2 separate regions of the Homo sapiens genome follow, and region 2 is linked to region 1. Evidence: read pairs that join two places in POLR2A ChIA-PET (ENCODE). Cell type or tissue: GM12878. All regions are shown on one strand. Each heading gives the region's core, and the rest is flanking DNA. Links, peaks and the distances in the headings are about the cores only.

Region 1 (9,108 bases), core at 2,201-4,700:
AGTCACAGCCCTTGGATTTTTTCGGGGAGTGAAACATCCTCTGGATCTATCTCCATGGCTACAGCTCATCTTCAAGCTGCCCTCCTGTGTTAGCCAGATCACAGTAAGAGCTTCCTGTGTTTTCCTCAGCTTTGATGTTGTTGGGCCCTCCTGCCTTGTCTGTGCACTACAGCTAGAATCATCTTCTTAAACTTCCAATCACATGGTATTACTTCCTTGCTCTGAAATCCTTCAGCAACTTCCAGTTTCACCTTGAAGATCCCGAGTCACCATCAGCCTCTTCCACTCTGTTCTAGCCTCACTGGCTTTCTTTCTGCTCCCAAAAGAGGCCAAGTTCATCTCTGTGCCAGGGTCTTTGTACTTGCTTTTCCCTCTGACTGGAATGCTTCCCTGTTAGCCTCGCAAATGCCTGGTCTCTGCACATCCTTCACTCAAACCTTCTCTTATTGGAGAGGCTTTTTATGGGGGTTGTCAGTGCCGCTCACCATGCTTCTTTTCTGCATTGTCTGGGCATACGATGGGGTAGACCTTGCTGGCTCCCTTGTGTCCGGGTGGGGCTGGATGTCTGCTTCTGGCCAATGCGTGCTGAGTGCAAGTGACATGTATTAGTTTCAGGTTAGAGCATTTAACTGCTTGTGTGAGACCCTCCAGAGTTTTTTTGCTTCTGCCTCAGGACAATACTGTGAGGTCCTGTAATAGCTACTGTGCCAGCCTGGGTCGCTGTATCAGTTAAGAGTTTGATCTGGGAAGTAGAACCAGTTGAGTCATGTGGAGTAAGGGATTTATTAGAGGGATTAGAGCTTACACAGTTGTGGAAGTTGGTCAAGACATCTCTGGAAGATGGTTGCCTCTGTGAACGGGTTTGGGCCTGAAGTTTGTTGTAGGTGCATGAAGAAAAGCTGGATGTAAAGTGGGGAAGAACAGAGATAATTGGATGCTCTGAGGATGGCCTGGAATCCATGTCTGTCTCTCACCACCTCCACGCTCAGTGATGCTGGTGACCTGCAGAAGGAGCTGGTCTCCAGTGCCGTGGCGCTGCAGGTGCATCTGGTTCAGGACCCTAAAAATGCTGAATAAGAACACTCAGTGGGTTCCTCACATCTGCTGTCTAGATTTCACATGTTTCCCTGTGGCCAGCTGTAATCTGCAACTACACACACAAAAAAGCTCTAAGAAATGTAGTTCCAGATAAAATAATTTGCAGAGTACAAAACTGCGATAGTCTGGAGTGACTACAATGAGTAGAGTTTCCCTAACAACTTCGGATGGGCATGTAGCGTGAAGGAAAGACCAACCTTTGCTGTTTTCAGCCTCTCATACCAGGGGGTTGTTTGTTACCACAGGATAACCTGGCAATTCTGACTATTACATCTTTCCTGAGCATTGTATGTAAAGAAGTGTATCATCCTCTCAAGTTGGTCTAGACTATGCCAAGCAGCTTCTTTCTTTCTTACTACTTACTTATTACTATCCAAAATTATCTTACTTATTTGTTTGCTTTTTTAAAAAAATGTCTGCTTCTCTTCAGTAGGCTCCATGAGGATAGGGACTGATGAGTCTTACTCACTGTTGCATCCCCAGTCCCTAGGATAGTACCTGGTTTCTAACAGGTGCTCAATAAATATTTGTGGGGTGAATGAATGAATCTAGAATGGTCTGTGCTTTTCCCTTGTACATAATGGGATGTTCTGTTTGTCTGTCTCCCTGTTGAAACATGAGCTCTTTAAATGCTGGAGCCTGTCTCCAGTGGATGTCTGATTCCTTCTACATAGAAGGATCTCATCTTTGTTGAAATTAACTTGAGGAAAAACAGAAAGGCTAGAATGTAGATGCACAAATTATGCAAATGGAGGTGACAGTGAAAACCATGGGGATTGTTGTGACTTTCAAGTTGCAGACATGATCAGAGGGCTTAGGAACTCTTCTAAGGAATGCTTTAGCTTCTGTATAGAAGCCTGCCACCATGAGTGTCTGTGAGCCTGATTTTTCTCTCCAGAAAACAAGCATTGCCAAATTGATGATGGAAAACTAAACATTTCAAGCTTTAACCTTCCAAACTCAAAGAGTTTTACACAACTGTTTACTTTTATGATAAAACTGAAGAAGTTAATTTTAAAATAGTACTAGAAAATCCATGTAGCACCAAATATGGCCATGATAAAAAACAGAAATAATTTCTAAGTCTGAAAAGCAAGGATAATATTACCCCCCAGGCATATTGCCAGGTTTGTTATGGAGTTTCTCATGTTTTGACCTTTCCTTTTGCAGCTCATTCTAAGCTGATAAATACTTTATGGGCTAGTATTCAAGTACCCAAGAATACTTCTTCACTATGAATTACAAACAGGCTGGGTGTGGTGGCTCACACCTGTAATCCCAGCATTTTAGGAGGCTGAAGCGGGCAGATCATTTGAGGTCAGGAGTTCGAGACCAGCCTAGCCAACATGGTGAAACCCCCATCTCTACTAAAAAATACAAAAATTAGCCAAGTGTGGTGGTGTGCACCTGTAATCACAGCTGCTTGGGAGGCTGAGGCAGGAGAATCACTTGGACCCAGGAGGCGGAGGTTGCAGTGAGCCGAAATTGCACCACTGCACTCCAGCCTGGGTGACAGAGTGAGACTCCATCTCAAAAAAAAAAAAATTAATAATAATAATTAGGAGCAATGTTTTAGTTGCTATTTGCAATCAGCTTTTAACTATATCTGGTCTAACTTTTCCCTGTTTCTCAAAGCAGTCTGCCTCTATTAAACACTTATGTGTCTTTCATTGAAGTCTTTCCTCTAAAGCTCTGTATGCTGGTTTTTCCTGAGCAATCCTACTTTTTTAGTTCTCTTCAGAAGCATCATACCCTATCAGCATGTCTTTCTGTAATATTTTCAAACCAACATCCACTCATTGTCTCCCCTTAATTATTGTAACTATACTTTGATTTTTCTTTGGGGAACCACCTTCAGTTCACATTGCTTTTATTTTCTTTTTTTCTTTTTTTGGTGGAGGGGACAGGGTCTTGCTCTGTCACCCAGGCTGGAGTGCAGTGGTGTGTTCATAACTCACTGCAGCCTTAACCTCCTGAGCTCAAGCAATCCTCCTGCCTCAGCCTCTTGAGTAACTGGGACCACAGGCATGCACCATCATTCCTGGCTAATTAAAAAAAGTTTTTTTTTGTAGAGATGGAGTTTCAACACGTTGCCACATGCATGCAACTTGGTTCAGGTCTCTCAGATCATCACACTCCTCTGGCCACAATTGCTGTAAACATGGGCATCTGGTCCTGATCAGAGACAATGAATTATGGTGTGATAAAGCCTATCTGGATACTTCTGGGAAAGGGACTTTGTTATTCCCTCAGCTATGCACTTGTGAGGACATGCGCGGCTGTAGTCATCTTGTAGTCACGAGAAGAGACCTTGCCTCAGAGTGGAGCCCCACGGCAGACCTTTCCTTTTGCAGCTCATTCTAAGCTCATTCTCTCTCCATCTAAAGGTAGAGAGAGAGGTATCGGCACTTGGTACCATTATTTATGTCTTGATCAAATCATGCCTGAAGTTCCTACTTCTGGACTTTGCAGTAATATGAAGCAATAAATTCCCATTATATTGAAGCCAGTTGGGTTGAGTTTCTGTTATTTGCAACCAAAGAAGTCCTAAGTGATAACACTGCTTAAGCAGTCAACTTTAGTTTTTACAGTGTAACCCAACGTACGTAGGACACAATCAGCTCATCACAGGTGTGAGAATGAATGGTGAGAAAATGGAAACTGAAAGCCAAGATGTGCAGTTGAAGAAAGGAAGAGAAATTTCAGATAGAAACCAAAGGAAGAAATAGGATCAGTGAAGACAGTGATTCTCAAACCAGGTTGTACATTGGAATAGCCCAAGGGTTTTTCATAACATTCCGGTCTGCATCCCATTCCCACGGATCGTGATTACATTGGTCTGGAGTGCAGCCTGGGCATCAGGAATTTTAAAAGTGACTGCAATGTTCAGGCAAAGTTGAGAAGCTCTGCTCTAGGAGATACTTGTGTCTGTTTTTAGGAAAAAAATAAGAAGCCAGGGGAAAGGTAACAGCTGAAGAGGCAGTAGAAGGGCTAAGGAAGCTCGATTATGTAATTACCCAAATTTGTGCTGAAAAATACTGCAGTACTGAAATATTGAGCACCACATCGGTCACTGGTAGAAAAAGTAACGTGTATGCCTTGTGTTTTCTGAGAGCTATGCCAGTGAGCTTTTATCTTTGAGAATTCTATCATTGGACCCAGTCTTAAAAGAAACTCATATCCTAGTTAGAATGATTTGATCATTCTACCATTTTGCACACTTTTTTTCTCCTTTTATGCAATGAACAATCTTGAGTGATGGATTTTAAAAATAAAATGAGGAAAATCATGATCATTAGGTTGAAGATTTAATAATAGACTCTAAAAAAGTCTTCTTGCTTTATTTTTAAATTCAGTGTTAGCTTTTTTTTTAATCAGTGTTTTTGTAAGTCTTAAATTAGTCTCAGAATGTGTTTGAATTTGTAAGACAATATCCACATAAGCTGATTTAAACACAAGTGATTGATTTTGGGGTATAGACCATAACAACTCCCTTCCCTAAAGCTCTAAGGAGACAAAGATTCCTTGTTAGAATTAAAGAAGCAATTATTTTTAAAATAATAAAATAATAAAAGAATATATTTTCTGTGGAAAATATACAAAATTTTGATTAGTAAAAAGAAGAAAAATAATCGACCTAATCTCTAGCTCTTGAAAAATACCATAATGTAATACTATTTTTCACTTGCCTTTTCTGATTAATAATAGAGAACATACTTCTAGGTTACTTTCTATTTTGTAATGATTTTGCTGTTTTAAAAATGTTTTAAGTCTTTTTGTATATGGAAGAAAATTTTATTCATGGAATTGAGAGAAAAGAACAAGGACAAAAGTAAAAATCTCCTATAATTCCATCATACAAATAAATCATTTGGAAGTATAGAGAGTCTTTTTTTAGGATTATTTTTATTTTCTTCTGTGAAACAGGAATTGTTTGTACATCTTTTTTAGCATGCTGTATCTTTAACTTAGCAATATATTGTGAACATGTTTCCAGGTTAAAATATTCTTTTTTATCAAATTTTAAAATTGAATGTGTATTATAGATGGGCCATAATTTTATTTACCCAATATCTGTCATTAAACATTTGGTTCTTTTCAGTATTTTGCCATTTAGTGTAATGTTGTAAATGAACGTTTATAGTTAAGTAATTGTGCCCATTCAGTATGATTCCTTGTATGCATCCCAGGGGTGAAATTGCTGTATCAGAGGATTCAAAGTGGAAATTCTTTGACTTTGATGTGCAATTGTAGATTAGGCAAATAAGATGGTGAAGAGATTATCAACGGTGGAGATCATCAAAGGAGAAATGACGTATTTGTAACCTCTCAAATTAAGGGCATTTCCTCAGTATCATCAACTTCTTCCCATCCTTGGTTACCACATTGAGCTTACAGACCCCAAATCGATAGGCTCCTAGCCTCACTAAATTGCTTTCTTTTGCCCAAATATACCATGTATGTGTTTAGACCTCTGTGCTACTTTATTCCACCTCTGAGAGATAGCTTTTTCACTCTTTTTCATCCTTTTCATCTTTCAACACTCATTTCATGTATTATCTTTCCTGTGAAGCCCAGGCTAAAGTTAGTCAATAGCTCCATTGTCTTCTCACAGTTCTTGGCTCTCAGTTAGCAGAGCTCTTAGAATTCCATACTGTATATCTATTCATGTCTGTCTCTTCTAGAAAACGTGAACTATGTCTTATTTTTTCTTGTCTCTGATGTGCCCATCAGTGATTAGGACTTTGCTTTCAATTGTGATCTTCAGTCTTTATTAACTGCAACCCACAGTAAGAAACAATTTTACATCATGATGTATTATATGTGTTCAACACACACACACACACACACACACACACACACACACAAAACAAAAGTTTCATGGAATAAAATTTGCCATGACAGGATGTCATGCACTCATATTTTCTATTCTATTTGTCATTAAAAATGTTCTGGTCACAGTTCACCAAATCAGTTTACCTACTAATGAGTCATGATTCTCAGTTTGCAAAATTCTACTTAGCATAAGCTCAAGTACTGTTTGTTGATCTGAATTGCAAAACATTGGCTTATTTTGCAGCAAATCTCAGACATTATGTAATTTTATCTATACTCGATAGTGTTAAATGTATTAACATTGTTATGCAATGGATTTTTAGAGCTTTTCATTTTGCAAAACTGAAACTCTATACACATTAACCACTACTTCCCCTTCCCCTCCCCTAGCCCTTGGCAACTACTTTTCTACTTTCTGGTTCTATGATTTTGACTGCTTTAAATATTTCATATCAGTGGAATCATGTAGCATTTGTCCTTTTGTGACTGGGATTTCATTTAGAATAATGTCCTTGAGTTTCATCCATGTTGCAGCATGTGACTGGATTTCCTTCATATTTAAGGTTGCATAATATTCCATTGTATGTATATAGCACATTTTCTTTATTCATCTATTGATGGACATTTGGGTTGCTTCCATTTCTTGGCTATTGTGAATACTGCTGCAGTGAACATGGGTGTACAAATATCTTTTCAAGATCCTGTTTTGAATTCTTTTGAGTATATCACCAGAAGTGGGATTACTGGATCATATGGTAATTCTGTTTTTAATTTTTTGAGGAACCTCTTTACTGTTCTCCATGATGACTACACCATTTTCCATTTCCACTCACAATGCACAAGGGTTTCAGTTTCTCTGCAACATCGCCAACACTTATGTTCTGTTCTTTTGACAGTGACCATCCTAATGGATGTGAGGTGATGTCTCAAGGTGATTTTGATTTGCGTTCCTCTTATGATTAATGATGTGGAACATGTTTTCCTATGCTTATTGGCCATTTCTGTATCTTTGGAGAATTGTCTATTCATGTCCTCGATCCATTTTTAAATTGGGTTATTTTTGTTGTTTTCTCCTTGTTTCTTGATATATGCTCTGAATTGAATTATTAAACTGTGATTCGAGCATCTTACTTTGGCCTGTGAACCATTGTATTCTGTGACCTCTGGGTTAGCTTGCCTGGCAGTTTTCTTGGAGGTTTCTATTGCATCACGGTAATTGCCCACACGTCTTCTTCTTCTTTTTTTTTTTTTTAACTTTTAGATTCAAGGGTACATGTGCAGGTTTGTCATATAGGTACATTGCATGTCATGGAAGTTTGGTGTACAGATTATTTCATCACCCAGGTAATAGCATAGTACCCAATAGGTAGTTATTTGATCCTCTCCCTCCTCCCACCCTCCACCTTCAAGTAGGCCCTAGTGTCTGTTGTTCCCTTCTGTGTGTACACGTGTACTCAGTGTTTAGCTCTGACTTGTAAGTGTGAACATGCAGGATTTGGTTTTCTGTTCCTGCATTAGTTCGCTTAGGATGATGGCCTCCAGCACCATCTATGTTGTTGCAAAGGACATGATCTTGTTCTTTTTATGGCTATGTAGTATTCCATGATGTATATGTACTACGTTGTCTTTATCCAGTCTACCACTGATGGGCATTTAGGTTGATTCCATGTCTTTGCTGTTGTCCACACATCTGAGATGCAACCTAATTTTAAGATCATGCTTGTAACTTTTTTTTTTTAAAAATACACTAATTCTGGACTCTGTCAGTTACTGGACTAATTTCCTCCCCACACCCACCTCTACTTCCCTTCTAAAACAATGCTAATTTTGTTCAGATGTCCATGCCTTCCACATTAGCTCAGTTGCCTCAAGGGAAGCCAACCCCACTCCAGTTTTTCAGTACACCCTGATTGGTGTCAAGAATTCCCATTCAGATTCCCCTTGCCAGTGACTGGCTTGGGGGAATGACCACTTGGTAAATCCTGGCTAATGAGTTGTGGAGGGAGATCTACTGGGATTGGGGTTTTCTGGGAAAGTGTTGCGAAGAGAGACTGCACAGTAAGAGGAAGTCTCCCTTCTTTCCCTATATATTGGGCCAGGAAGTGACACATGCAGTTGCTACAGCCATCTTGCCAATAGCTCCAGGAAGATGTAGAGGGAGGGCGGAGTCTACCTCGCTAATATAGACATCCCTAAGCTACTGAATCTACTACCCCAGAGCCCCCATTACCTCTTATCTTTATGATGTTAAAGTTTTTTCCTTCTTGAAACCAGTTTGTCTAAGTTTTCATTTCTTGCAAATGAAAGCATCTTTCATTGAGTCACTTGCCAAAAGTTATAATTTAAATCACTTTAACTGGTTCTTCCTTTCTTTCTTTTTTCTTTTTTTTTTTTTGAGATGGAATCTTGCTCTGTCTCCCAGGCTGGAGTGCAGTGGCACGATCTCAGCTTACTGCAACCTCTGCCTCCTGGGTTCAAGCAATTCTCCTGCCTCAGCCTCCTGAGTAGCTGGGACTACAGGCACATGTCACCATGCCTGGCCAATTTTTTTGTATTTTTAGTAGAGATGGGGTTTCACTGTGTTGGCTAGGATGGTCTCAATCTCTTGACCTCGTCATCCACCCTCCTCGGCCTCCCAAAGTGCTGGGATTACAGGCATGAGCCACTGCGCCTGGCCTTAACTGGTTATTTCTTAATATGATTATAGACTATCAGCAATAGAATCACATTGGGAGCTTCTTAAAATACACTTTCTGAGGCCCCATTGCAAATCTATTGAATCAGAATTTTAGTGGGGCACTACATTCCTATACACACAAAGACAGCAGAAATAATAGTGAAAACTTGATGAAATGATTTAAAAAATTATCCAAAACTTGCAAATAAAGCTGAGAATGAGTCCATGTCCTTTCAGTGTGAGTGTTGAAAAAATTCACCCAAGATTGATTATATAGAAGAATGCACCTGTGTTTAGCTGCAATTTGCTATTTGGTTAGAACCAGATACTTTAAGTTGTATGTTAACTATGTTTTCTGTCTTGGAGAAAAATAACTCCTCTTGGTGATAGTTTAGTGACCCTATACAACATTACCCAGTTTTGACTCTGTTAGCACATTTATTTCTGCATCCTTTTGGCCAACTTACGATATAAATCCTCATTCCTCAATTTCTCCT
Region 2 (9,108 bases), core at 2,781-5,280, 220 kb before region 1:
TGAACCCAAGCAGTCTGTCTCAGGACCCCAGACTCTTCATTACCAAACCCTGTCCCCTGTTTATTTTTTTATTTTTATTTATTTTTGAGATGGACTCTCGCTCTGTCGCCCAGGCTGGAATGCAATGGCACGATCTCCACTCACTGCAGTCTCTGCTCACTGCAACCTCCACCTCCCAGGTTCAAGCGATTCTCCTGCCTCAGCCTCCCGAGTACCTGGGATTACAGGCACCTGCCACCATGCCCGGCTAATTTTTGTATTTTTAGTAGAGATGGGGGTTTCACCACATTGGCCAGGCTGGTCTCGAACTCCTGACCTTGTGATCCACCCACTTCAGCCTCCCAAAGTGTTGGGATTACAGGCACGAGCCACCACACCCAGCCCCCTCTCTGTTTATTTTTATCCTCACTTTGAAATGAATGTAATGTAATTTGCCATGGTCATGGGGTTCCTGAGGCCTTACGCAGCCAAGATTCAAACTCAGGGACCTGACTCCAAAGCCCGGTGATTTGAAGCCATGAACTTAGAAAATGCACATGGGATATATTTCCATGAGCATCCACATGTAATTTTACAGCTCCCATATGAAAGTCCTTAAGTCACATGCCAGACAACGGGCAGCTTTCAAAGCTAGTAGGCAGATAATAAATTTTACTTTAAACCCAAGTATTATCAGGCAGAGGAGACATAGGAGAAGAGCGAGAAACGGTTTGGCTTAAGCAAGGACAAACAAGTCTGGAAAATGTCCAGATGAGGATATCTGCAGAAATCCACCATTTGGGGGGTTGGACTGTGGTCTTGAGCAGTGAATAATTCTCCAACCTGGCTGAGATCCGGAATCCCCCAGGAGCTTGTTAAAAATACAGATACCTGAGCCTCGGCTCCAGACATTCAGATTCAGGAGGTGGAGCCCGGGCACCGGTATCCTTAACAAGCTCCCAGGGGATCTTGGTCCATAGGCAGGTCTGGGAACTGCCAGTCAATGGAAACTTGAAGCACAATAGGAGGAATTGCACCCAGAAAACCAATCTAATAAGTGTAAAAAAGAAAAGAAAGCAGAATTCTGCTTGTTTAGTTGGCACAGAGGCAGGAACCATCAGGAGGAGCAGCTGAGTCAGACGGAGACAACGCAAGCTGCAGATCTCACCATCCTTTCGCCACCTGTTTATTAGACTCTACATTAATAAAAGCGATCGCTCATTGAACCCAATTTCTCCATCTCAGGCCCTTTATGTGGATTATCGCAGAATTCTCACAATAACGCAATGATGATTAGGTATTATAACCTCTTTTTACAGATGGGGACTGTTTAGTGAGAGGGAGAGTAAATGATTTGCTCACAGCCTAGGGCTGTTAGGTGGTGGATTGGGATGCGAGTCCAGCAGTCTATCTCTGAGCTTGTGGCTCCCTTCAGCACTGTGCAGGGGAGGGCTCTGTGTGCCAGGCACAAACAGGACTCCAGGACTGGCCTGAGCATTCAGGACAGTCAACAAAACTCCGGCATGGCAAGATCCAATGGTCGCAGGGCCGTGTAAATGCTAAGAGGAGGGTGAACTTCTTTGAACAAAGAAATAGAAGTGCTGGGTGCAGTGGCTCATGCCTGTAATCCCAGCACTTTGGGAGCCCAAGATGGGAGGATCATTTCAGCCCAGGAGTTCAAGACCAGCCTGTGCAACATAGCAAAACCCTATCTCTATAAATAATTTAAAAATTGGCTGGATATGGTGGCGCAGGCCTGTAGTCCCAGCTACTTGGGAGGCTGAGGTGGGAGGATTGCTTGAGCACAGAAGATCAAGGCTGCAGTGAGCCATGACTGCACTACTGAACTCCAGCCTGAGCAACAGAGCAAGACTCTGTCTCAAAAAACAAAACAAAGAAACAAGCAAAAAAACTAGGAGGACAAAAAAGGGAGCCGCTATTTGGTTGTGAGGTCAGCTTTACTGATGCATATGAGATGTGAGCAGTGTTCACACCCAAGAAATAATAAGTGCCTTGGTGCTGGGATCCAGTGGTGAACAGGAGAGGGGCTTACAGGTCAGTGATGGAGATACACCTTAAAGTCATTCCTCTATTAATCATTTAAATATGGGACATGACCTGATCTGGGAAAAGAGTGAGACGTGCAGGGAAGGGGTCTTTGAGAAAATGCCTTTAAGTCCAGCTCTGACATAAGAATTAAGGCAGTTCCAGGCAGAAGGAACAATGCAGGCAAGGTCTGAGCCTGGAGGAAATGTGGCTCATTCCAGAAACAGAAAGGAGTTCATCATGGCTGCTGCAATATAGAGGGGAGAGAAGGGGATTGTCCCCAGGAAGAATGCAGACCCTTTTTTGTGAAGATTGTCATGAAACTTAAGGCCTTGAGGTTGAGTTGGCATCAGCCAGGCCAAGGTGGGAAAGGTATTTCAGGCAAAGGAAAAAGCATCCACGAAGGCTCAGAGCCCAGAAAGAAGCAATGGCCCCAAGTAAAAAGTGTGGGCCTGGAAGCCTCCCACACGCAGGGCATCCATTTTTATATGGCTCCCATCCACTGTGAGAGGTTCTGGGATTTTGGTTTTCGAGGACAAGAAAGGAAACACTGTCCTCATGAAGAAGACCACTACGATAAGGGGCAAAACACATGTCCCAGGACTGTCCTGAAGTTCCGATGGGACCTTGGCCATGTCCCTTCCCCAAAGGCAACTTTGCTTGGTCCTGGTGCAAAATAATTAGGTCCTACCAGGCCCACTTTTAAGGGTTTTCTGGTTTTCACCTTTTCTTGGTGACTTCCTTTAAGATGGGAATGAAGATAAACTCAGGAGACAGTGGGAAGATCTCAACATACTTTTGTTAAGGTTTGTGAGGGGATCAGTTTTATTGTATTTCAAAATGTCTACTGTTTAAAAAACTCAGTAGAAACATTATTTTGGATGCATTAAGAAAAAAACCCACAAAACTTTGCTTATTGCCAAAAAAATTCAAACATCACCCTAGTAGATACCTCATAAGGGGAAAGTTGGTTTCCTTTTTATTTTTTGAAATGGAATCTCACTCACTCTGTTGCCCAGTGGGGAGTGCAGTGGCACTCTCACTGCAGCCTCTGCCTCCTGGGTTTAAGAGATTCTCGTGCCTTGGCCTCCAAAGTAGCACGGACTATAGGCGAGTGACACCATGCCTGGCCAATTTTTGTATTTTTACTAGAGATGAGTTTCACCATGTTGGCCAGGCTGGTCTTGAAATCCTGACCTCAAGTGATCCGCCTCGGTCTCCCAAAGTGCTGGGACTACAGGTGTGAGCCACTGCGCCTGGCCCTGACGTCTGATGCTCCTCACTCTTCAGCTCCAGACTATTGGGTAAACATTCTCTGAGAATAAGCTAGAAGAAACTTATGGACTCAGTCAGGCTCAGAGATGTATTGTTTGGCAACAAAGTTTTATATTTGGAAAATTTCACATTTTCAGCTTCTCTGAAAAACTGAAATATCTAACTGGCTGGATCCAAAGAACAGCTGCACTTTTGGATGAGGCATGTGTGATTTCTCTACTTCACCACAGTCCCCACCACTCTCTAACACCTCCCCCAAAGATAACTTCTCTCATTTACATTACCGCCCCATCCCTGTTCTAGAAACTTCCCTGGAATATAAGACCATATAATATGTAGGCATATGTATTTTTTTTATACTTACCTTGAGAATCTTTCTGTGACTACACACAGATCCAACTTTCCTCCTTTCCAAAGCTAAGTCATATTCCATTGTTGGAATCTTTGATATTTATTTGTTTAAATCCCTCTTTTTTATTTTATTTAAGAAACAGGGTCTCATTTGTCACCCAGGCTGGAGTGCAGTGGTACGATCATAGCTCACTGCAGCCTCAAACTCCTGGGCTCAGGCGAGCCTCCTGCCTTAGCCTCCTGAGCAGCTAGGACTACAAGTGTGTGCTATCACGCCTGGCTAATTTTTAAAATTTAATGTAGAGGTGGGGTCTTGCTATGTTGACGAGGCTGGTCTTGAACTCCTGGCCTCAAGTGATCCTCCAGCCTTGCCCTCACAAAGGGCTGGGATTACAGGTGTGAGCCACTGCACCTGGCCATACCTAACTCTCTCTTGACGTATACATACAAAGGCTCCACTTTCTCTATAGTACATGCTGTAAATGAATATCCTTGTACATTTGTTTATGAAGTTTTTTATTTTTATTTTTTTGAGACAGAGTCTCACTCTGTTGCCCAGGCTGGAGTGCAGTGGCACGATCTCAGCTCACTGCAACCTCTGCCTCCCAGGTCCAAGCAATTCTCCTGCCTTAGCCTTCCGAGTAGCTGGGATTACAGGCACGTGACACCACGCTGGGCTAGTTTTCGTATTTTTCATAGAGAAGGTGTTTTGCCATATTGGCAAGGCTGGTCATGAACTCCTCACTTCAGGTGATCCACCCGCCTCGGCCTCCGAAAGTGCTGGGATTACAGGCATGAGCCACCGTGCCTGGCCTGTTCATGAAGTTTTATAGAATGAATACCTAGCTGTAGACTTATTGGATAAATGTCTTTATGTATATTTTAAAACTAAGAAATTTTAAATTTAAGATTTGAAAGCTATCACAAAATTGCCCTGGTTATAAGAATTTATATCCCCAGAAAATGAAATCAGTGTCCTTCCTCAAGCCTTGTTTTGATTTACATTTTTGTAATTACTAAGGTGACCAAACCTCCCCTGTAAATCATCCACTGACCTTTCCACTTTGCACTTTTTTTTTTTTTTTTTTGAGACGAAGTCTGGCTCTTGTCCCCAAGGCTGGAGTGCGATGGCACGATCTCGGCTCAATGCAACCTCTGCCTCCTGGGTTCAAGCGATTCTCCTGCCTTGGTCCCCCGAGTAGCTGGGATTACAGGCGCCTGCCACCACGCCCGGCTAATTTTTGTATTTTTAGTAGAGACAGGGTTTTACCATGTTGACCAGGCTGGTGTAGAACTCCTGACCTCAGGTGATCCACCCGCCTTAGCCTCCCAAAGTGCTGGGATTACAGGCATGAGCCACCGTGTCCAGGCTCCACTTTGCACTTTTTATCTCCTTTTACTGGTTTTAGCAGTTCTTTGTATAAGAGGGATTTAGGCCTTAATCATATATGCCACAAATTTTTCCCCAAGTTGATTGTCTTTAGATTTTGCATTTTACTTCGGAAAAAGTAAAACTTCATTTGCAATCACATATATGATTCTTTTTCTTGGAGGGGGTGGTCCACAACCTGCCTCCTTTGGTAGGCATATTAATATATTTTTTAGAATCAAATGCCTTTAGCTAAGGAATACATTCTCTGTTTCCCTACAGGATCCAGTACTATCCCATAAATGGGCTACTTCATAATTTTAAAGTTATCTTCCTGCCCCTTAAGACAGGGGTATAACTGTGTGTGTAGGTGTTTGTGGGTACATTTCCTCCAGAACTTTTATGGTTTTCTTATGCACATTTAAATTTTTGACCCATCTGTAATTTATTTTTGGTGGAATGAGTGTACACAACAGAGAACAGGGATGTTTTCCTGATCAGCAGCACAAGGGGGAGGAGATACCAATGCCAGTTTATAGATTTTTTTTTTTTAACAACAACATGCTTTTTGGCCCTTTACACAAGTAATGCAAACTCAAGGATTGTACCCATACTTCCACCACCCAAAACAACCACTTTTTTTTTTATTGCAACGTATTTTCTGCCAGCCTTTTTTTTTTCCTATAGTATATAGATTTTTGTTTCAGAAATCTCTTTTTTGTCTGTTTTTTTTGTAACGTGACAACATTTATAACTGCTAACAGTTAATGTTTTAACCTAGCAGCTCCCAAACCTGGCTGGGCAGCTGGCTTCCTGGTGGAGCTTGTTAAAAATAATGAATCAGCAACCCTAGGGGGTGGGCTCTGGGAATCTATATTTTTAACAAGTTCCATGGACGTGTTTGAGACACAGCCAGGCCAATTCTGGCCGACTCCCCCATGCTCCAGCTGTACCTGTGATTGTCTGGGTCTCCGAGGTGATGGTTCTGGTGGTGGTCTGAGTCTGGGTGGCAGGCACTGTTTCCTCCGATACAAACTGGACCGTGCTGGGGGCTGCTGCGGATGTGCCTGTCAGCTGGCAGCCACTTTGCTTGTGAGCTACAAAGGCATCCAGGTTGTTAAACTGCTGCTTGCAGATGCCGCAGATATGGATGTCGGGAGTCAGCTCCACCAGCACCGTTGTGCCACCTGGAACTCCATGGGACAAAGGGAAAGTAACGGATTAATTCCAAACAGCTTTGAATTGTAATGCAGACCAGATTCATGGTAGGAAGAAAAGGCATGGTGGCAGACATGGCTGGGTAGTGGCCCAGTATCCACTCCACCTTCCTCTTCCTGCGAACTGCATCCTAATTGTGCCCTAGCAGCAAGGTATCATATTTCCACACAGAGATTTCTTGCCTTAGTTAAACTTGGGGAAAATTGGACATAATGTAAATATCTTAGAAATCTTCAGAAAATTGGCCAGGCGCGGTGGCTCATGCCTGTAATCCTGGCACTTTGGGAGGCTGAGGCGGGCGGATCACCTGAGGTCAGGAGTTCGAGACCAGCCTGGCCAACATGGTGAAATCCCGTCTCTACTAAAAATACAAAAATTAGCTGGGCATGGTGGTGTGTGCCTATAATCCTAGCTACTCAGGAGGCTGAGGCAGGAGAATCACTTGAACCCAGCAGGCAGAGGTTGCAGTGAGCTGAGATCACACCATTGCACTCCAGCCTGGGGGACAAGAGTGAAACTCTGTCTCAAAAAAAAAATAATTTTTTTTTTCAGAAAATTATGATGCATAATTTTATCCAACCACATATGCACAAAGGTAGTCTTGTATTATTTAACTTGGGGAAAATTGGAAATAATGTATAGCAACCATCCATGTGATGGTTCACGCTGCATTGTTACCCATGGGGCACTAGTGGCATTGTTTGCAAGAAAGTTCTTTTATCAAAGATAAAAGGGATGTCCTGCACTTTGCAGAACCAGCAGCCACCTCCTATCCCAACTAAAAGGTAATTGTGAAAACTGATCCTCCCGCACATTTCCAAACATACTCACCCAAAACACATACTATGAGAACCAATAGTCTAAATAATCTTGGTCCTCTACATACTTGTGAACTTCTCCAGCACACAGCTGGAGGAGTTTCTGGGAAAAGTTTGGCATTTGTGATGAAAAGGGAGCAGATGTGGCTAGCAATGTGCCCCTTTTCTTCTGGCTTTGGATGCAAATGTGATGGTGGGGCTTCTGCAGCCATCTTGTAACTATGAGAAAAATGCCAAGATCCCTATGGGCTCTGCCCTTTACTTCACTGATTTCCCTGATTCAACACTGCAATCAATCAATTCCAGATTTCATTAGGCCAGTATAATTTGGGTTTCTGCTACTTGTAGCCAAAATTCATTCCTAACTGGCAGGGACATTATTTCTTTTTCTTTCTTTTTTTTTTTTTTTTTTTTTTTTGAGACAGAGTCTTGCTCTGTCACCCAGGTTGGAGTGCAGTGGTGCGATCTCGGCTCACTGCAAGCTCTGCCTCCCGGGTTCACGCCATTCTCCTGCCCCAGCCTCCCAAGTAGCTGGGACTACAGGCACCCGCCACTACGCTCGACTAATTTTTTGTATTTTTAGTAGAGATGAGGTCTCACCTGTTAGCCAGGATGGTCTCGATCTCCTGACCTCGTGATCTGCCCGCCTCAGCCTCCCAAATCCCTCCCTGGGATTACAGGAGTGAGCCACCGCACCCGGCCGACATTATTTCTTGATACTAATCATATCAAGAATTAATACTATATTAATACCTGGAAAGCACTTAGTGTAGTATTTGGCACTGTATTAGAAGCTACTATATAAATACTTGTTCAATAAAGACATAGCGGGTAGATCATGAGGTCAGGAGAGCGAGACCATCCTGGCTAACATGGTGAAACCCCATCTCTACTAAAAATAAACAAAAAAAATTAGCCCGGCGTGGTGGCACACACCTGTAATCCCAGCTACTAGAGAGGCTGAGGCAAGAGAATTGCTTGAACCCGGAAGGCGCAGGTTGCAGTGAGCTGAGATTGTGCCACTGCACTCCAGCCTGGGCGACAGAGCGAGACTCCGTCTCACATAAAAAAAAAAAGATAACTCGTGTTTATAAGAAAATTTAGAAGAAACTTATAAAGAAGGGGAAAATCACTCAATATTTCCATCTCTGCCTACCATGAATATTATAAAATATTTTTTTCCATTCATTTTCTTTACACTTAAAAGTTGCGTAAGATGGCTCACGCCTGTAACCCAGCACTTTGGGAAGCCGAGATGGGTGGATCACAACAAGAGATCAAGACTATCCTGGCGAACATGGTGAAACCCCGTCTCTACTAAAAATACAAAAATTAGCTGGGTGTGGTGGCACGTGCCAGTAATCCCAGCTACTCAGAAGGCTGAGGCAGGAGAATTGCTTGAACCTGGGACGTGGAGGTTGCAGTGAGCCAAGATCATGCCACTGAACTTCCAGCCTGGTGACAGCGAGACTTCATCTCAAAAAAAAAAAAAATTGCATAAGATCATAATATTGTAAATATTCAGATCATAGTATTGTAAAACTAATCCTTTTCCTAATTTTTTTCCTTTTTTTTTTTGAGATGGAGTTTTGCTCTTGTTGCCCAGGCTGGAGTGCAAGGGCACGATCTCAGCTCACTGCAACCTCCGCCTCCTAGGTTCAAGCGATTCTCCTGCCTCAGCCTCCGGAGTATCTGGGATTACAAGCGCCACCACCACGCCAGGCTAATTTTGAATTTTTAGTAGAAATGGGGTTTCTTCATGTTGGTCAGGCTGGTCTTGAACTCCCGACCTCATGTGATCCGCCCGCCTCAGCCTCCCAAAGTGCTAGGATTACAGGCGTGAGCCACCGTGCCTGGCCCTTTTTCCTAAACATTGCATAAACATTGTGCTATATCATTAAAATCTCTTCATATATATATGATTATTTAATGGCAATACATTATTCCATGGTGTCCATGCGTCATAATCTTCTCAGCAACAATAAGGTATTTACATAATTTCCAATTTTTCCCAAGTTAAATGATACAAGACTACCTTTGTGCATATATGGT

What was found. ChIA-PET counts read pairs that join two places held together with the same protein. Peaks named below come from ENCODE experiments on the same cell type or tissue, not always from the same donor. Only the 100,000 strongest peaks of a DNase experiment are listed, where the experiment ranks them.
Region 2: POLR2A ChIA-PET joins it to region 1 with 5 read pairs; 4 of 35 experiments call an interaction of 5 or more read pairs at or near these places.

What each region holds. Positions count from the first base shown.
Region 1 is chr20:52,399,430-52,408,537 of GRCh38, forward strand. All of the region lies in intron 4 of LOC105372666 (a long non-coding RNA gene), which reads left to right. Among named protein-coding and RNA genes, the nearest start is that of ZFP64, 210 kb to the left of the region's middle. In GM12878, for the core only: no CTCF peak of the experiment used is centred there; a DNase peak (open chromatin) is centred at 3,749.
Region 2 is chr20:52,180,859-52,189,966 of GRCh38, forward strand. It overlaps ZFP64 (ZFP64 zinc finger protein), which reads right to left. Exons shown (of 6, transcript NM_018197.3): 2 at 5,974-6,213. Among named protein-coding and RNA genes, the nearest start is that of ZFP64, 6.4 kb to the right of the region's middle. RefSeq lists an enhancer at 5,678-6,179. In GM12878, for the core only: no CTCF peak of the experiment used is centred there; no DNase peak of the experiment used is centred there.